Regions from separate parts of the Homo sapiens genome. Here regions 2 and 3 are each linked to region 1. The links are chromatin contacts, found by Hi-C or POLR2A ChIA-PET in ENCODE. All regions are on one chromosome and are shown on one strand. Each heading gives the region's core, a stretch centred on a gene start or an enhancer-like site at or near the end of the contact. The rest is flanking DNA. Distances are from core to core; before and after follow the strand shown.

Region 1 (3,134 bases), core at 455-2,954:
TTCACCAGCTAAGAGTTGGTGAGCGCTCATGGTGTGCTTCCCTCCTTGCCAGCCATTTTCCAGGAGTTCTTTAACTCATGGTAAGTATTATTATTATTCTCATATTCAGATAAGGAAACTGTGGCTTAGAGAAATTGACTCCTTTCTTTAAGGTCACAATAACTTAAAATTGGCAAAGCCAGGTTACAAACCCTGGGTTCTTAACTAGAAAAGGGTTGCAAACTACAATACCTGCAGACACCTGGGAATCAGCGAAACTGTGCAAATGTAAGAAAGGTGGAGGAAGTAGCACTTGTGAAAAACCACAGTGCATCTGCTTTATTCAGAAGAGGCAGCTGCCACCCACGTACCATTTATTGTTACATGAGAGAGTAGGAACTTGGGTGATCAGATCCTCCGATTTTTAAAAAGAGGCTATCCATATAGATTTGTAAGCATAATCTCCCAATTTGTGCTGATGACTGATGCAAGTTTTTTAAATCCCAGGGCAGAGCAGGCCAACACCAAGTGGGTTGCAGACCCACATCTGTGAGCAGGATTCAGGGTGGTGCCCATTGTGACTCTACTCTAGAGTCCAAGATCTTAACCATTAGACTTTACTGTCTTAAAATATCAGCTAGCTTTATCTCTGGTGAGTCACAATTTTTCTTCCTATTATCTCCATCTATTGGCCTCAGTTCTGTCATCTAGAGCAACAGGGATTCAAAAAACACTAGCCTCCTATGCCCTTTTCTAGGCTAAACATCCCCAGCCCCATAAGCATCCCCATTTTGGCTTGGTTGCAGGACCTTTACCATGCAGGCCCCATGATTCTAGGCACGCTCCAGACACACTCCCACCAGCTCACAGGACTCCCCACATCCACTGTGGAACTAAGTCCTACCCATCATGTCTGGTCTGTGTCAAGCAGAGCAAAGCAGGCTTCTAGCCCACTAGGACTCATCTGAGACTAGAACCCAAAGTCACCTGGCCTCCTTGGCAGCTAAGAATTTGCCTTAGTTTAATTGAAGAGATACTGACCCCCCAAACCCAGTGGGAGGCTTCTTGGCCTCTGCAGTGATTGTCAATTTGTGGGAAGTGACATCCCAAACACCAGCACTTTCCCATCATTGTCCTGATGGTCCACCCCTATCCTTGCAGGGACTGTTCCAGGGTCAGCCCTTTAACACCCATGGTTTTCAGGCCCACACCTGACCGATCTTCCCTTCTGAGAAGACAGCCATGACACCAAGAATCCCTCTTCTTATAAAACAAATCTCAAGCTCCTTCCAGTATCTCTGTCTCAATGTTGAGAGATTTTCCCACGATTCATCAGACCCACTCTAAGATTCACCCCCATTTCCTGATTCTCACTGTCCAGAAAATGCCATGTGCCAGACTATGAACCTGGCTGTAGCCACCTGTGGATCAGAAAAAAAAAAAAAAAAAGGGCGATGAGTCAAAGTAAGGATCCAGAGGGTCAGAGAAGTATCCCTGGTGGCTTAGCCAAAACCTCCACACCCAACAGCTATGGGCTTCACCATCTGAGTACCTCTTTTGATTCCAGTCCCACTCTCAACTTCCCTCATGAAATGAAGAACTGCAAATACGGTAACCTGCTATGGAAACTGAGAAAAGCAAAGCAGCCTATCTTTTATTCTCGCTCTGCCTTCTGGTCCTTCCCCGGGGCCACTGGGGCTGGAGCTGAGCCGAGCAGCTGGGTTTTCCCCTGAGCAGTGACTCACAGATGTAGTTTCTCTGGCACAAATCTTCAGAACAGTCCCAGCTGGGAAGTCTTCCTGGTGGCCAAGTGATCCCTCACAGCTGCCAGCCTGGCAACAAGGGATCCCAGCTGGTGCTAAGTGATGAAGAACAGGCCTGGGCTTTGTTCCTCAGCTAAAGAACCTGTCTGTTCCACTCACTGGATCCCAGATGTAATTCATCATCAAGGTCACTGAGGAGCACCCAAGCCCTTGGCCCATCAATACCACTTTAGTAAAGTCAGATTTCTGAGAGGCGTCACAACTACCACTAAAGAGCATCAGCTCATTGCCAAGTGCATTACAGAGGTCCTGGCACTACCCATGTTCCTGCCAAGTGCTTAGGCATTAAAATTGACTGGGGCAAGCAGAAGGGACACACTGCCAAGGATACACCCTCCAGTACAGGAAGGCAACAGGCTCACGCAGTGTCAGGGCTAGGCAAGATCATGATTTTTCACAGTTTTAGGCAGCAGAATCCTCTTTCCAAACAAAATCTCATGCAGAAGTCTAGAATTCTGGCAGATTCAAGGGTAGCTGCTCAGCTGGAGACCAAGGTGGGGCCAGGAACTGATCCCCTGCAGATTCCCTGTAATCTTCCCACCCCCCAGCTCTGCAACACCACCCAGGTACCTTTAGCCTCTTTCACTGAATCGCTGGGGTCCACCTGACAAGGCTGAAAACTTGCCACTCTGGTCAGCCTCTTGGCATTCAGAGGGGGAAACTGAGGCTGGTAGAATATGACATGCATTTCCCAAGGTCACATGGTGAATATGTACTACAAATTCAGGAGAATAAAAAGTCTTGTCAACCAAGCTTTTAGTGAACCAGAACATCTGTACAGACCGGCAGTCCATAAGGGTTGGAAGAGTAAGTGATTACAGACATAAAGTTAATTTTTATTTTGTCTCAGCCACTTTTTTGCTGCCTGTCCTCAGGCAAGTCACCCAAGTCCAGCTGGCCTAGGGCTGGATTACATCCAGTGGCCTTTTGAGGCATCCCCTGCTCATCTTTCATTATCTAGAACACGACAAGACCCCCTCTCAGAGCTGCCCACCCATTCCCTCCTCAGCCATCAAAGGCCTTGGCACCTGGCTCCCAGGCTTCCCCTCAAATTCAGTTATCACCCTGACATCCAGAATCCTGGGGACCAAAACCTTTGACCTTTTCCTCTCCAGGCTCCTACACCCTGACTCTGCTTGGGGACCCCACTCAAGGCCACATCCTGAACTTTGACGGGACTTGCACTCCTTGGGAATTTTAAACTCAAACATCCCACTCTCACCTCTCTGCCTTCAAGTTTCTTGCTTCTGAATCCCATATGCATGGTCTCTGGCATGTTTTTGATACCTTCCACCCTTGAGCACTGTCTTCTCTCCCCAGCCTATCAGTGTC
Region 2 (3,134 bases), core at 427-2,926, 420 kb after region 1:
GGCTCTCGAAGATGTCGAGCGCCTCCTCGGCGTCGCGGTGCTGCCGGTAGGTCATCCAGCAGCAGGGTTCCACGTCGGTCTCGTCGATGCCCCAGAAGGTGAGCTCCTCTTCGAAGAGCGGCCCGCACACGTCCGCGGGGCAGTGCAGCTTGCCGGTGCGGTAGTAGTTGAGCACGTAGGCGAAGACGCCCGGGTGCCTGTCGAAGAAGAACTCGCAGCCCCCGCCGCCGCTGCTGCCGCTGCTACCCACACCGCCGCCATCGGTCTCGGGCCGGCCCCCGCCGTCGGGGTCGGCCAGCCAGGCGAGGCGGGTTCCCGGTAGGGTGCGCAGGGTGCTGCGGTAGGTCTCATGTCGCGTGCCGCCCACGTTGATGATGATCTTCTCCGACGCCTCGCCCTTGGCCATCTCCTCCTTCAGACATGTTTTGGACGGAGGCTTGTTCCCCGACTTGCGCCCGCGGTAGGAGGAGACACACACCGAGCTGATCATAAGAAGCGCTGCGGGGCTCCGGCTTGGGGCGGCCGCTGCCCTCCAAACACCCTTCCCGAGGAGGCAGCGTCAGACGGGGGAGGGGGAGGAGACGAAGAGGAGGCAGGAGGCGGTGGCGGCCCCCTCTGCGGCTTGGGCTTGCCCCTGCCTATCCCCCTAGGACGCGGAGCGGGAGGAGTTGGATTTCTCCGGTACACAGGTGGTTGGGGTTAGGGCAGGAAGCTCCGGAGAGAGGGAGGCGCAGAGAGGGAGGACCCGGGGAAGTAGAAGCAAGCACACACGCGGTCCCCCGCTACGACGGGACACACAAACGCTCTGGGCCGGGGACACGCCCCCGCCTTCACCCCGACCAAAGACGAGGAAGCGCACAGTCCACGCGCACCGCGAAGGTCCGGGGCGCTCGCGCTCACACGGGCCACCCTCCGGCTCCAAGACCGCACCAAGCCCCGGAATAGCCGGCTTCCCCGCAGCGGCGGCAGCGCAGCAGCAACAAGTCCTCCGAGCGGCTGCCGGGGCCAGGCCGACACTCTCACGGCAGCCGGAGCTCCGTGGGCCCGGGCTGCTTGCGGTCAACACGAGGCGGCGGCGGCGGCATGTGGCCTCTTCCCCCCATTCATAAATCCAGCGCCGGGCGAGGAAGGCAGGCGGGGCAGAGCAGAGAGCGGCGGCCGGGCGGGCGGGGGCTGCGCAGGGCGAGGCGGCAGCTGGAAAACAAGCGCGCCCGCAGGAGCGAGCCTCGGGTCCTGCGTCCGCGGCTGGGAGCTGCGCCGGACCGGGCGCAGCGCTGCGGGGGCCGCGCTGGGGCGGGGGTGCCTCAGACGGGGCGTCCTGCGCGGCGCCGAGCCTGGGGGGCGGGGCCGCTCTGGGGAGCCGGGCTCTGGGCACTGGCGAAGGTGTACCGGGGGCGGCGGCCGAGCGGCCAAGGACACCTGCAGGCTTCCCGGGCCGCGCGGAGAGGGAGCCTCAGCGCAACGCCCCGGCGCCTGGTTCCTGCGATCTGGCGGCGCTGGGAGCCACGCCATCTACGCGTCTGCCCATCTCCGGGCGGGGCGCCGGCCTTGGCTCGCGCGCGGCAGGGGGCGGGCGCGAGGTGGCATAGGGGAGGGGGCGCCTCGGCGCCGGTGGGCTGGGGCCCTAGGGGCTCATGGTCTCCCTCCGGCGCTGGCAGCGGCCGCCACGCCCCAGTGGCGCCTTTTCCTCCGGGGCCCCGCCTCGCCCAGACGCGCCCTTCGCGGGGCGGGGTGGGCGGGGCGCGGCGCAGCGCGGGGCCGATCCGACTCACTGCAGGCCCTGGCGACCGAGCGCAGTCTTCCTCCCCGGAGCCGAGCCCCAACCAAGCGCGTCACCTCCTCGCCGCCAGTGCCCAGCCCAGCGCGCCGCCCCTGCGCGCTTCCGCCGGCAACCCCTCCCGCCCCCCTCAGCCCTGCTCCGCGCCTCCCCCGGGCCCGCAGCTCCTCCCACCGCAGCCCGCTGACACCGAAGCGCTCTCGACCCCTGACCTCTAACCTCCGCCCGGCTCTTCTTGCTTCGTCCCTCGCCCCCTCCCCGCCAAGCTGGTCGCACTGTTGCCGTTTCACTGCGGCTGACGGAAGGCCAAGGAAGAAAGAGGGTAGAGACGCTGTCGCGAGGATCAGGCTGCCCTCTCCTTTCCCAGGGACCGTGTTGGGGCCTTCTGACCACCCCGCCCCGCATCCTGCGCCTCGGAGGCCCAACGTAGCCCAAGACACCCATGGTCTTGATGCTCTCCGCCTCTGTCCCAGCCACCAAAGTCCCCGCGATGGAATGGAGGACGGGGTGGCCTTGGGCAGAGAAGCGCTTCTTGTGCCGGATGGAAGGAAACCGTAGCTCTGGCTGTGTTCATCGCGAAATGTTTTATGGATGTGGAGTGGGTGGGTGGCCCTGAAAAGTCATTAGTTAAAGCCTTTGCTCGTCATTGCTCTGGGGTCCACATAGGAAATGCCCGTGTCCTGCCTCATGACCCCTTCCTGTTTCTACTCTTATTCTACCCATTACAATTTGACTTTGCCTGTGTATATGTCTCCTCTCCCCTCCCTAACCCTGAGCTCCTGCAGGCGGCATTGTGCTTTTTCATCTTGATAGCTCCCACAGTGCCTGCCTCTGAGAACCTGTTTGCTAAGTGATTGAGAAGCTGCCATACCCAAAACGTAGGCACCAACAGGACTTTACTGGCCCTATCCCAAGAGCAATTTCCAGATTCATTTGTTTTTGTTAAGTCCAGAACCTATTTTACATCTTCATATTAATCCCCATTGGGTTTTTTTTTCTTTTTTACAGCTTCAGGCAGCCTCCATGCCTGTCTGGATGATGTAAAGAGATCTTGAGGCAGAAATGAAAGGTGAATGACACACCTGCCCTGGACACCTGTGCACCTTCCCAGTTCCAGATCAGGCAGTACCTAGCTCAACTGAGAAAAACAAGACAAGGGCCTATGTGTGTCTCAGGAAAGGTTAAAAGCTCAGTGCCAATGCAAGGGATTTTTACAAGCAAAAGTCTCATTATTAATGAGGCCAGAAAACCAAAATGACAATGATCTTTGATGATCTGTACTGACACGCAGGGGAGGTGAGTTAATCAGAAACACACATTTACTGGCACCCCCTTTGTGCCCAGTCCCTGCTCCTCG
Region 3 (3,134 bases), core at 314-2,813, 400 kb after region 1:
TTTTTTTTTCCAAAAAGCCTGGGAGGACCCACACCAGATGTTAACCATGTCACCTCTGGGGAGGAAAGTGGGACTGAGGAAGGGTGACAGGGGATTCCCTGTTGATTTGGTATGGGGATGGTTTCCAATACCTTGTATTAAATAAATGTTTGTTTGAGACAGGGTCTCGTTCTGTCGCCCAGGCTGGAGTGCAGTGGTATGATCATAGCTCACTGCAGCCTCAACCTCCTGGGCTCAAGAAATCCTCCCGAGAAGCTGGGGCTACAGGCACATGCCATCACACCTGGCTAATTTTTCTTTTTCTTTTTTTTTGTGTAGAGATGGGGTCTCACTATGTTATCCAGGCTGGTCTCAAACTTCTGGCCTCAAGCAATCCACTCTCCTCAGCTTCCCAAAGTGTTAGGATTACAGGCATGAGCCACCATGACTGGCAGTAATAAATTTATAATAGCAAGGGAAACAACAGAAAATAAGGTTCTTATATATACCTACTATGTACCCACAAAAATTACAAATCAAAAATTTCATTAAAAAAAGATTTTTTAAAATTTAAACCCAATCTGCCCTCCTAACATTTCCACCTATTATTTCCGGATCTGCTCTCTGCAATCAGAGAAGAATCTAAACCCACTTCCCCACAGGTACCCTTTAAACACCTGGTAGTTGGGATCAGGTTTCCAAGACTTCTCCAGCTTGAGCCACTCCTCATGTAACTTGGGTTCCAGAGCAGTCCTACCCCCACTTACCCACTTCTGTGCGTCAGAGAATAAAACTCCAGTGGGGTCGCAGAGGGAAGGAACCAAGCAGTCACTGAGCTGGGTGTTGCCTGCTGCTAATTAATGAATGAATCCCAAGAGGACATTCCTCCTCGCTTTATGTGTGTGTGGGGTGGGGTACATACACGTAAAAGGGAGAGTGAGTTTAATGATTCACTTCTCCAAGCCTTGGTTTCTTATCTGTAAAAGGGGAAAACAATACCTTTGCTATGAGAATCAATTGCAGTTAAGGAAATAACACTAAAAGCACAAACTCCTACACTGGAGGTTATGACTCACAAGCCCCACTCAGTTCAGAGAGTGGCTAAGCATTGGACCCACAGAGCCAGACTGAGTTTGAATCCCAGCTTTGCTACTTAATGGCTGTGTGACTTTGGAGAAATGACCTGACATTGTTGTGTTGGTTTTCTCCTCGTAAAACAAAGGTAAGGATAACATCAATCTTGGAATGCATCTTTATAAGCATGAAATGTACTGCCCAGCACTCAATAAATGTTCGCTGTTAGGTATAATCATCCCCTCTTATTCCTTCACAAGGAGATAAGGACTAAGGACTTCAGTGAAATGAGGCTGATTCACTGAAAAGTGAGGTCATCAAACCAAACTGGTCATCTGTTACTGGAGTGAGTTGCCCCAAAATACTCCCCTCTCCCTCTAGCAATGGTTATGTGCTAGGCACTGTGCGCGAGGCTTTACAGGCGCCGACTCATTTCTCCTCATGGCTCAATGAGAGAGACACGGCCTCAGGCAGATACTACATTTAAAAGATGAGGAAATAGACGTTCACAGAGGCTGAGTAACTTGCCCAGGGTCACACAACAAGGAAGTGATGGAGTCAGGACTCAAACCCAAGTCTGCCTGACTTCAAAAGTCTGTCTTATTCTTTTAAACAATGTCCTGTTCTTTTAACCAGCTCCCTACCTTGGGCTCGACTCCAGCTTTGGGGAACAGGAGGAAGCCAGAGCCCTTTCTTCCTTGACAGCACGGCCTGCTGTTTCTGTGAGGTGGGGAGGAGGGGCAGTCTGCTGCTTCTCTCGTCCACCCCTCCACCCTCCTGCACACTGCCCCCTCCTCTTCCAGCAGCCTGAAACGGTCACTGGGGACCCCAGTTGCCACCCCTTCAGTCCCCTCAGGACCACTCTGGCATCTAGTACCCCTGCTGCTGGCTGGGTTCTCAGCCCCTGACCATGAAATGGTTCCACATCGATCTACAGAAAAAACAGCCACTTTGGCCGTGGGCCCTGATGCGTAATATCATTATGGAGTCAGCAGCGCATCCCGTCCCATTATCGCCTGGCCAAGCTTTTCCAAGGCCAGCCTGGCTGCAAATGGCTTTCTCCTGTCTAGGGGGGCCACAGCCACTGTTTGCCCTCCACTACCGGAGGAGAAATTTTATCTTTAATTGACACTGGCTGCCTGCCACCCCCTTGCCTCGGCTGGCCCAGGCTCCAAGCCCGATCTTTCCTTACACTTCAGGAACAGGCTTCCCCTGGCTTCTTCCCTCTCCTCGGCCATTCCGTCCTCACCCTGCTGTTCTACACTGCCCAAGACAGCTCCCGGGTGTGTTCTTGTCCTTTCTTGGTGCAGCTGGACACGGAGATCTCAGAAGTCTGTGGAGAAAAGTCTGAGAGTGACAGGAACAGGGCAGGGAGGGAGCTGACACTGTGCCGCTACTATATGTCATATCACAGGTAGACACATGACACCAGGCCAGGCTCTTCACTCTGTCTCTGAAACAGGGGCCATCATTATTCCCTAACAAACAGGGAAACCATTTCGGTGAGTCACCCCCAAGTCACCCAGCTAGCAAGCAGCAAAGCAAGACTTTGAATTGAGGCCCCTATGGTCCTACACAGATGCCCAGAGTAAGAGTGAGGAGTAAGACAAGAATAAGGAGAGGCAAGCAGGCAACCAGACCCGCCAGAGCCTGGTGCAAGATGGAAACGCAGGGCCCCTGTTCAACCATTATTAATTTCATGATGGTGACAGCCAAGCATTAAACCCAGCATGGGGCCCTTCTGAGTGGCTGCACAGGTTGCACACCCATGAAGCTGGCCCTGCGTGTGCCCCTATGTGAACGTGAGAGGGATAACAACAGTGAGAGCCAAGGGCCACGTCTGACCATCACTCACCATCTCCCCGTCCTATCCAGGCCCAGGATGTGTTCACTCTCCATCCCTAAGTGGTCCCCAGTTGTGCCACCAGTCTCTAGTTGGCCTCAGTTCATCAGCCATCCAGCCAATAACTTTGGCGTCCCCAGGGTCTTGGCCCATTTAGAACTGGTACAATTGCAGGGAGGAGGGGAGGCCCCCTGCACAAACGGAATGCAGTGGAATTCCTTAAACAAAGAACAGTCTT

The links. A loop is a pair of places that touch in the nucleus more often than their neighbours do. ChIA-PET counts read pairs that join two places held with the same protein, here RNA polymerase II (POLR2A). Pooled maps may share reads with other maps.
Region 2: a loop to region 1 is called in a pooled map, with 4 times the contacts of the local background. The contact joins the promoter of KCNC4 here to the enhancer-like site in region 1. A Hi-C loop is called at or near these places in 1 of 168 maps with a recorded cell type or tissue (mesothelial cell of epicardium) and 6 of 50 pooled maps. POLR2A ChIA-PET finds 5 or more read pairs at or near these places in 1 of 52 experiments (activated CD4-positive, alpha-beta T cell).
Region 3: a pooled map shows a loop between it and region 1 (7-fold over the local background). The contact joins two enhancer-like sites. A Hi-C loop is called at or near these places in 1 of 168 maps with a recorded cell type or tissue (mesothelial cell of epicardium) and 7 of 50 pooled maps. POLR2A ChIA-PET finds 5 or more read pairs at or near these places in 1 of 52 experiments (activated T-cell).

What each region holds. Positions count from the first base shown.
Region 1 is chr1:110,633,506-110,636,639 of GRCh38, reverse strand. No RefSeq gene overlaps it. Among named protein-coding and RNA genes, the nearest start is that of KCNA2, 29 kb to the right of the region's middle. RefSeq lists an enhancer at 1,718-1,907. Within about 2 kb of position 1,704, at least 14 of the 41 ENCODE cell types and tissues checked have a DNase peak (open chromatin) inside an H3K27ac peak, as active enhancers do.
Region 2 is chr1:110,208,856-110,211,989 of GRCh38, reverse strand. KCNC4 (potassium voltage-gated channel subfamily C member 4) reads right to left here and starts at 1,676. Exons shown (of 4, transcript NM_001039574.3): 1 at 1-1,676. The coding sequence starts at 490. It overlaps KCNC4-DT (KCNC4 divergent transcript), which reads left to right and starts at 2,003. Exons shown (of 2, transcript NR_046546.1): 1 at 2,003-2,379; 2 at 2,786-3,134. RefSeq lists an enhancer at 1-79 and a silencer at 1,317-1,996.
Region 3 is chr1:110,234,325-110,237,458 of GRCh38, reverse strand. It overlaps a transcript of KCNC4 not described here. Among named protein-coding and RNA genes, the nearest start is that of KCNC4, 26 kb to the right of the region's middle. RefSeq lists a silencer at 915-1,024 and enhancers at 1,536-2,036, 2,037-2,537. Within about 2 kb of position 1,563, at least 14 of the 41 ENCODE cell types and tissues checked have a DNase peak (open chromatin) inside an H3K27ac peak, as active enhancers do.